Linked DNA regions of Homo sapiens: region 1 is linked to region 2. Evidence: read pairs that join two places in POLR2A ChIA-PET (ENCODE). Cell type or tissue: CD4-positive, alpha-beta T cell. All regions are shown on one strand.

What was found. Peaks named below come from ENCODE experiments on the same cell type or tissue, not always from the same donor. Only the 100,000 strongest peaks of a DNase experiment are listed, where the experiment ranks them.
Region 1: POLR2A ChIA-PET joins it to region 2 with 20 read pairs; 10 of 35 experiments call an interaction of 5 or more read pairs at or near these places.

What each region holds. Positions count from the first base shown.
Region 1 is chr2:38,680,183-38,685,182 of GRCh38, reverse strand. It overlaps GALM (galactose mutarotase), which reads right to left. Exons shown (of 7, transcript NM_138801.3): 3 at 3,697-3,903. LOC124905993 (a long non-coding RNA gene) reads left to right here. Exons shown (of 3, transcript XR_007086292.1): 3 at 1-1,300. Among named protein-coding and RNA genes, the nearest start is that of GALM, 17 kb to the right of the region's middle. In CD4-positive, alpha-beta T cell, a CTCF peak has its summit at 2,802; DNase peaks (open chromatin) are centred at 2,302 and 2,802; H3K4me3 peaks cover 1,718 bases; H3K27ac peaks cover 1,441 bases.
Region 2 is chr2:38,579,519-38,584,518 of GRCh38, reverse strand. It overlaps HNRNPLL (heterogeneous nuclear ribonucleoprotein L like), which reads left to right. Exons shown (of 13, transcript NM_138394.4): 4 at 593-678; 5 at 2,351-2,447; 6 at 2,534-2,606. Among named protein-coding and RNA genes, the nearest start is that of HNRNPLL, 21 kb to the left of the region's middle. In CD4-positive, alpha-beta T cell, CTCF peaks have their summits at 2,565 and 2,764 (motif pointing left); a DNase peak (open chromatin) is centred at 2,798.

The DNA of each region.
Region 1 (5,000 bases), 100 kb before region 2:
AGAGCATAGGCCACACTTCTGGCCAATGAGAAATCAGAGAAAGTTGGCTGGAGGGCTTCTAGGAAAAGCATTGCTTTTTCTTAAAAAGAGGACATTAGAGATATGAAAAATGGAATGGGTCTTTTTGTCTCTGGATGTGACTATATGAGGAGGTGATTCCTGGAGCTGTGGCCATGAGGGGACAAGCCTGAAGACAAAAGCCAAAATACTGAGGAAGCAGATGGAAAACTGGAAGAACCTGGGTCCTTAATGACATGTCTACCTGTCATGTACCACATGCTATTGCTTTTCATCTCGAATTCCCCCAGACCTGCTTTCATAACTCTTTCGGTAAAGTTTCTGTTGTTTTTTTGTTTGTTTGTTTTTATTGTTTATAAAAACACAGTCTCACTGTGTCATCCAAGATGGAGTCCAGTGGCGCAATCTTGGCTCACTGCAACCTCCGTCTCCTGGGTTCAAGCAATTCTCATGCCTCGGCCTCCTGATTAGCTGGGATTGCAGGCATCTACCACAACGCCCAGCTAATTTTTTGTATTTTTAGTGGAGACGGGTTTTTACCATGTTGGGCAGGTTGGTCTTGAACTCCTGACCTCAAGTGATCTGCCCACCTTGGCCTCCCAAGTGCTGGGATTACAGGCGTGAGCTGCCGCACCCAGCCTGTTTGTTTGTTTTTAGAGATGGGGGATCTCTCTATGTTGCCCGGTCTGGTCTTGAACTCCTGGGCTCCAGTGATGCTCCCACCTTGGCCTTCCAAAGTGCTGGGATTACAGGCATGAGCCACCACACCCAGGTCTTTAGGTAAAGTTTCAATAAAAAAAAAGTTATCCCAGTTTTGTGTTAGGCACAGGAAGGAACAGAAAAATAAAATAAAACAAAAAACGACCTGCAACCTACATACCTTTTATATTCTTTGACAAAGCCAGTTCTCCCCTCCTCCCCAGGTCTCCAACCCTCAAACTTAGAAGTGATGAGCAATACTTGGGCCCAAATAGAACAAAAATACCACTTATTAAATTTAAAAAACAAACAAAAATATATAAGATGAGCTGACTAATTTAAATATCAGGTTTTGAGCTATGTGCCTGGGGAGGGTTTGAGATATATGATAATGCTTCTCAAGGTATGGCAAGAGATATTCTGAAGATGCAGAGGCCCTTGACTCCAGGTCTGGCTTGGTGATCATCCACTCCTACCGGAGTGCCTTGGAAGGCTGGTGCCCCCATCCACCTTCAAACCTGAAGTTAGTGGCTGTGGATTCAAGCTACGCTTACTAAGATAGAGGTTGAAAATCCCTAATCTGAAAATCTAAAATCTGGGGCCAGGTGCGGTGGCTCACGCCTGTAATCCTAGCACTTTGGGAGGCTGAAGCGGGTGGATCACCCGAGGTCAGGAGTTCGAGACCAGCTTGGGCAACATGGTGAAACCCCATCTCTACCAAAAATACAAAAATTAGCTGGGCGTGGTCGTGGGCGCCTGTAATCCCAGCTACTAGGGAAGCTGAGGCAGGAGAATTGCTTGAACCCAGAAGGTGGAGGTTGCAGTGAGCCGAGATCGTGCCACTGCATTCCAGCCTGGGCAACAAGAGTGAAACTCCACCTCAAAAAAAAAAAGAGGACAATCTAAAATCTGAAATGCTCCAAAATCTGAGCTTTTTGAGTGCCAACATGACGCTCAGAAGTAGTCACTGGAGCATTCCAGATTTCGAGTTTTCAGATTAGGAATGCTGAACAAATAAGTATATATAACGCAAATATTCCAAAATCTGAAAATCTCCAAAATCCAAAACATTTCTGGCCTCAAGTATTTTGGATAAGGGATATTCAATCTGTGGTATACGGAAGGAAGTTCATTGACCGCGCTTTTGGGTGGGGTCTATGATCTAGGAAACTATTCAGCCTCTGAAAAGAGATTCAGAAATACCCGTCACTCCAAGTCCCTGCAGGATTGGAAGAGTCGTAAAAAGCCTTAGTAAACCTAACATTCCCATATTGTCTCCTTCATTGGAACACACTGGCAGATGGAATACTGCATGCATAATTTCTCTTTTTATTTCTAATCTATTCCTTTAGATCTCCCCTCCCTATTATTAAATAGGATGTCCTAAGTATGCAAAAAATGTAAAAAACAGAATTATCACCGAGTTTTTTACCTACATAAAACAATACTTTCTTCTATTTCTGTCGTTTGTTTCTGAACTTATTTTAAGAAGTAGATCCTCTTAGGTCTGAGGGTTTTTGTTTTGTTTTTGTCTTTTGTTTCGTTTTTAAGATTTTTTTTTTTTTTTTAAAGACGGAGTTTCACTCTTGTTGCTCAGGCTGGAGTGCAATGGCGCAGTCTCAGCTCACTGCAACCTCCGCCTTCCAGGTTCAAGTGATTCTCCTGTCTCAGCCTCCCGAATAGCTGGGATTACAGGCCCACGCTACCATGCCCAGCTTATGTTGTATTTTTAGTAGAGACGGGGTTTCACTATGTTGGTCAGGCTGGTCTCAAACTCCTAACCTCAGGTGATTCACTCATCTCGGCCTCCCAAAGTGCCGGGATTACAGGCATGAGCCACAGCACCTGGCCTTGTTTTTAAGATTTCAAGAAGGATGGTGAAAGTTCCTGAGGATAAGGAACCCGCAAGTGAAGGGTCAACTTTTTTAAAGGGAGAACTTTGGAAATTTTACAAGAACCAATTAACTCTGCAATTTGGGAAAATTCTAGAAAACAGAATCCAGCAGATCATCAGCAAACTCCTGAAACAGTATAAAAAGGTGAGATATTACTAGCTGACTGTGAACACCATCTTGCGGTAGAAAATCAGGCCAAAGTGAGTCAAGTATAGTAGACAATGATGAGTTCTTCAGATAAAGAGGAAGTAATAGATATAATCTACAGAGTTTAGCTAAGCTTTTTATTCTGTCTGATATGATATCCTCCTCAATGAGCTAAACTGTTACCTTTAGGAGGGAATGAGGTAGTTCAGAAGGGATCACTTAAGGGGGGTTGTCAGCAGCTCTACACCACTCTTATGTGGGCAGTTCAAGTGGTCCCCCACTGGGGTTTATCCCTCTGCTGGGTTGATTTTAGTGTCTTAACCAACAACTTCATAAAGGGCTTCTAACAGCAGCTGACAAATAGTAGGTAGTGTTATTACTATGAAATTGAGAATATGCCTTTATTAAGCTAAAAAAACCAGGTCTTCTAAATCCAAGTCCAGTGCTCTTTCCACGGTACTGCGCAGGGCAGGACTGGCCCACCCAAACCCCTGGGAGGAGCTGGCAGGCTCACAGGGGAAGCACACACATATTGGCAGCATATCTAAAGGAGCTGGACCATGCCCATTTCCAAAGCTCCAAGGGTGGAAGGCACCTTAATTGGAACAAATTTGCAGGGAGTAGACGTGGAATAAGGGAAGCAAATATAAGCACATGTTACAATTAGATTCTGAGAGGGAGTTCTTGAAACAGCTAGTTACTTGTCTGAAGCAAACGGGAAACAGGTACTTCTCTTGGCAGTACAATGTAATCATTCTGTCTTTCTCTATAATTTTCAATTATTGAGCACCTACTATAAGCCCTCTGCTGGGCCCTTTTCATCATCATGAGGGTGACCTCACTGCCACAGCAATTCCACACTACTCTGATCTCTCTAGCCACAGCCCAGGACATTCCACAAAGCACGAAGCAGGAAAGAAGAAACAAGTTCACTTACCTGGCCTGCCAGGTTGAAGTAAGAATGGTTGGTCAGGTTGACTGGTGTGGCCTGACTGGCTTGTGCTCTGTAGTTGACTATGAGCTCTCCGCCATCCAGGGTGTATGTCACCCAGACTTTTAACTCTCCGGGGTAGCCTTCTTCACCATCTGGACTGATGCGCGAGAACTGGACGCCATTTGACAGCACCCGAGGGGTCCAGAGCACCTGGAAAAAAGTGTTTTCAAAGTTGTGTAGTTGCTCCATCCTCAAGCTAAATGCCATATTTCAATATTTAAAGACAACTGATTTCACAAGGAAAATGGTTATACAATCAATTAAGACTTTTTAATGATAGCCTGGATTTTTTTTTTTTTTGAGACAGGGTCTCACTATGTTGTCCAGGCTGCAGTGCAGTGATACAGTCTTGGCTCTGCAACCTCCACCTCCCAGGTTCAAGCAATTCTCAAGCCTCAGCCTCCCGAGTATGATTACAGGCATGAGCCACTGTACCTGGCTAATTTTTGCATTTTTCGTAGAGACGGGGTTTTGCCATGATGACCAGGCTGGTCTCGAACTCCTGACCTCAAGTGATCCACCTGCCTCGGCCTCCCAAGGTGCTGAGATTACAGGCATGAGCCACCGCACCTGGTCCCTGGATTTTAATTATTACAAATGTTTGTTTTTCTCTACCTTCTCACACTCCCCATTCTCTTTTCTCTAACTTTGTACGATGTGTGTCTACAATATTTTCCTCTCCTCTTCTTTGATGATTTTTCTTTGATTTTTTTTTTTAATCTTGTAGCCCCACTCTGCTAAACGCCATATAGCAATATCTGCTGAGAGTATTAAAAAAAACTTTAATAAATCAGCCCCTGTCTCCTAGGGGTATATATACAAATATTTATTAAAATCCCTACAAGGCTCTCTGTGTTCCCTAGGCAGAGTTCAAAACAAATAAGGCATTTGTGCCATTAAGAAGAGTTGTAGCCTACAAGTCAAGAGTCCTGATTTGAGGGGCCTCATTTGTCCCTAGCTCATTGTGTGACTCTAGGCATTAATCTCTTTCATAAAATAAAGGGGTTGAAGAAATTATCTCGAAGTTTCTTCTTGTTCCAGAAAATATGATTCTAAGACTGGCAAAAAAAAGTATGAAGAAGAGTTTATTTTTAAAGTTTTTTTTTGTGGTCAGGTGCAATAGCTCATGCCTGTAATCCCAACACTTTGGGAGGCTGAGGCAGGAGGATCGCTTGAGCTCAGGAATTCAAGACCAGCCTGGGCAACATAGTGAGATGTCATCTCTATGAAAAAGTTTAAAAAAATTA
Region 2 (5,000 bases):
TTATTTTAGTCACCTGTTAAGAAAATAAAAATTGAGGATTCATTTAGGACATAAAATAGGTGACAGTGCTTTCCAAATGTTCCATTGGAACTTCTTTAATGTGGGTGTATTGTGTAGGTGAAGAAATACCTTAAGATTTATTAAAGTATAATAATTTTAGGCCAGCATGGTGGCTCATACCTATAATCTTAGTTCTTTAGGAGACTGAGGTAGTAGGATCCCTTGAGCTCAGGAGTTTGAGACAGCCTGGACAACATAGTGAGACTCTGTCTCTACAAAAAACGAAAAAATTAACCTTGTGTGGTGGTGCATGCCTTGAAGTCTCAGCTACTCGGGAGGCTGAGGCGGGAGATCGTTTCAGCCTGGGAAGTCAGGGCTGTAGGGAACTGTGATCGTGCCACTGCACTCTAGCCTAGGCAACAGTGTGAGACCCTGTCTCAAGAAAAAAGTAATAATTTTAAGAATTAATTTTATTAATCAATAGAAATGACATCTTGACAGTTGATAGTTTTTAGGTAAAACAAAACGAAGTATAGCTTTAATGTTTTTTCAGATGTAAAGTGTGAAGAAATCTTTTTCTTTTCCTTCATAGGATGTTTTATATACTGTATGCAACCCTGTTGGCAAAGTGCAACGTATTGTTATATTCAAGAGAAATGGGATACAAGCAATGGTTGAATATCCTTTATTTGTAAATTTTTATTGATGTGTAATTCATACGGATCTTATTTTTTCTGGCTTAAGCATTTCTAGACAAGTGGTGTTTACTTTGTCCTCTCACAAAAATCTACGTGACTTAGCTTTAAAAAATGAAACTGCAGTACTCATAGGGAATTTTACTATTTATGATAAGAATAACTTGCTACCAGAAAGCAATCTAGTGCTTCCTTTTTAAGCTGTTAAATAACACTATTTGAAGATATGTACACTTGTACTATTTTGGAATTTATCCTAAGTGAACTTTTCTGACTCCCTCTTAAAGTAGTTTGGAAGTACCAAAACTTTAGAGTCAGTAAAATCTTACCTTTTTTTATTGAACCTTTAAAATGGTAATGGTTTATGTAAAAACTTCTTTATGTTAAATTTGTCACACATTGAGTAAGAAGAGCAAGTTACAAAATAGTATAGATAATACACTTTCCCCCAAGCTGGACCCATCTTAAATAATAATAATAAAGAGAAAACCCCAACCTACGTGTGCATGTGTATGCATAGAAGAAGGTAGGGATATACAGCAAACGCTTTAATAGTGCTTACTTCTGGCAAGGGACTTATGTTTTATCTTTGTTTTTTTACCTTATATACCTTTGTGATTTTATTTTTTTAAGATTATGGACTTAAGTAATTTTTTTAAAAACTGATAAAATTTTAGATAGAGTATTATAAAACTATGCCTTCTCAGAAATATGTAAAAATCATGTATTTGTTTTGTATTACTTTGGCTCTTTGTAATGTTCTTCTTAAAGAGTAAAATCTTTTCTGTTTCAAGGTTGCAAGTTGTCCTTTGCTAGGGAATGGGACCATGCTCCATTATCTCCTCTGCTTTCCGATTTATAAAGTACTAATGATGACCTAAAAGAATTAAGGTAGATAGTTCGGTTGTATTATGTTTTCTTTGGTACCCTTGATTTTTTTTTTTTTTTTAAGATGGAGTTTTGCTTTTTGTTGCCCAGGGTGGTCAAGTGATTCCCGTGTCTCAGCCTCCCAAGTAGCTGGGATGACAGGCACCTGCCACCACACCCAGCTAATTTTTGTATTTTTAGTAGAGATGGGGCTTCACCATGTTGGCCAGGCTGGTCTCGAACTCCTGAGCTCAGGCTGTTCACCTGGTTCAGCCTCCCAAAGTGCTGGGATTACAGGCGTGAGCAACTGTGCCCAGCCACCCTTGATCTTAAAAATAAATTCTCCTGGCCAGGCGCAGTGACTCACGTCTGTGATCCCAGCACTTTGGGAGGCCGAGGCGGGCGGATCACGAAGTCAAGAGATCGAGACAATCCTGGTCAACATGGTGAAACCCCGTATCTACTAAAAAAATTAAAAATTAGCCGGGTGCGGTGGCACACACCTGTAGTCCCAGCTACTTGGGAGGCTGAGGCAGGAGAATTGCTTGAACCCGGGAGGTGGAGGTTGCATTGAGCCCAGGTCGCGCCACTGCACTCCTGGTGATAGAGCAAGACTCCGTCTCAAAAACAAAACAAAACAAAAAATTCTCTTAAAATTCATCCTGAAATTGGTAAAACATTTCCAGAAGTAAAAGAGCTACTTCTGATTATTTTCAATCCTGTCCTTTGGGAGTGAATAATGATTAAGTATCAGATACCTTAAACCGAATTTCCTTAATAGAGCTTATGTTTGAATCAGTCCTTTGTGCCCAGAAAGCTAAAGCAGCACTCAATGGAGCTGATATATATGCTGGATGTTGCACACTAAAAATTGAATATGCACGGGTAAATATTTTTTTCAACACCCTACCCAAGAAATATTTATGCTTTGGATATGCAGTTTGAACTTACATTATTTTCAATCTTAACAGCCAACTCGTCTAAATGTTATTAGGAATGACAATGACAGTTGGGACTACACTAAACCATATTTGGGAAGACGAGGTAGGTATTTTATACATTTTAGAATGTACTTGATCTGCTGACAAATTTTTATATGCAGTTAGATTCTTTTTTCCTGAGATGAGCTAGTTAATTCAAATGAAAACCTTGTTGATGAATGCTTTTGTTGCAAAAGGCCATGTAATGCTGGAAAATAACCTTGAACATTAGTGCCCCCTACTGGTATGTACTGAGCTATTTATATTTAGTTCAACAAGGAGCCCACACATTCAGGCACGCCCGCAGTTCAAGGACTTGCATTTCTCCAAGCAGCTCTCTCTCTTTGGAGGAGAGGAAACTGATTCAGAATATTCCTTACAAACTGCAAACTTGCACACTGCTTCTCTATGGAAAGGACTTTCCCCCAAGCTGGACGAGGCATTAAGAAGGATAGAGGACTCCAGCAGGCTGACTCTACACTTCATCATGCACAACATCGGCATCAGCAAAAAGCCCTCTGAAAAACTCAGACTCGCAATTCACCTTGACTGCATACTGCATGCACCATCACCCCAAGTTTTTAAAGGAGGACACTTAACAGTACTTCAGAATTGCATGGGATGAACACCATGATAGACTGTGCCCATTTATACAAGTTGTATGTATATATTGGTCTGATTTCCCTTAAGGTTTCAGTTGTAGAATTTAAGACTTTCCACTAACGGAAACTAGACTTCATCTGCAATGTTGTAAATCTTAATGCCCATTACTGTGACTGTGTGCAGCTTAGATTCAAATTGTTAATTGGCAAATAACCAGGACCAGTTTATTAACAGGTCTTGGGAATTGATAATGCTCAACCAATCCACACAGATAGAAAAATAAAAGGATTAGAAAGGTGCACACTTGCTGCATTGTTTACTTTTTAAATTTTTTGTTTTTTTCTCAATTGTGGTCACTGAACAGAAATTCTAACATAATGAAAAGGTGCATTATATGTGAAAGACGTTCTTCTGTGTGGTTTGATTTTTGTAAAGTGGCTGTTTATAAGTTGTCACTTTTTGTAACAATTTAAGGTTATCACTGTCAATTTGTGTAACTAGAAATTTTGACATTTCAAATGTAGGTGAAAGTAACATGTCTGTTCAAGATAGAATATCTTTAAACTTGATAAATCTGAAAATAAGAGCATTTCATTTGGGATGCATCTTCACCTATAAGTGCTAGATTTCGTGAGGATAAATTTGACTGATAAAATTGTTCAACTAACTGTGTGGCAATTCTGGAATATACAAATTAAAATGTGGATCTTGTAAAAACAAGGGGGCTGCAGTATTGGCTACATCTTAACTACAATATCAGTGTTTGAACTACAGGGTGGAAAAGCTCAAGATGAGTATGTCTGTAAAAGTCAGTAACTAGAAAAAAATTTTATGGCATACAAAATACCTTGGGGAGTGGGTACTCTATAGTGCATGTACTCTAGCAAAAAGAAAAAGACAATGTGATGATTGATCTTTTGCATGTTTGCATATTTAGGACTTTTAGATGATTGGCTCCTTTAACTCTCAATTCCCAGGAAATCATCTTGCCTTATGCATGAAATTGCAAATAGGTTTGTTTTGTAATGCAGCTTTGGCTAGACCCCATGTTTTTCACTACTTATGGAAATCTGCCTGGCCTTGGGTTGGTACAGTTGATGTCAGTATTAGAAAGCACATCCTTAGCACTGAAACAACCGGACAAGTGGTTGATGAGAAATGTCTCACTTCTGTCAATTTACAGTTATTGACCACTCGGTTTTGTTTTTTTAAAAAAATCTCATTTGAAATAGTTGTGGTTACATTTTTCTCAGGGGCTCTTTAAACAGGTGTAGATAAGCTTATTTTAATAGTGTTTACATCTATTCTTTTAAAGGGTCTGATGTTTACACAAAGCCAGCTGAGGTTAGTTCTTCATATAATTCTAGTCAGATAAGTTTAGAAATGTATAAGGTATATATGTGAATAGTGAAATATAATTAAAGCACGTAAAACGTTTTTAGTTTATGCTTTGAAGGAAAATTTTTTGTTTTCTAATTCCTTACAGATATTTGTCTTGCGAGACCATAACAGTTTATGTTTTTGTTTCTGTAGAGCTCTTAGCTTGCACTCAAATTGATAGCTATTGAAACTGTTAGGTTGCTATCCCCAAATAAAGACCTTCATAACATTTTTTTTTTTAACCAAAAAAAATAAAAACTTTTTTAAAAACATACCCTCACTTTTTTCAAAGCCCTTTTCAGCTTGAATTACATTTTAGTGTAAAGAATCCCTAACCAGGACGCCAGGGAACCCCTCCAGAAATCTTAGAACCTGTAGTAGATAGGTGCATCTTTTTGGGGAGAATGTTCACAGCTTCCATCAGATCATTTGACTCTAGGAAAGCTTACCACTGTTTAGAAACTGATATATTTAG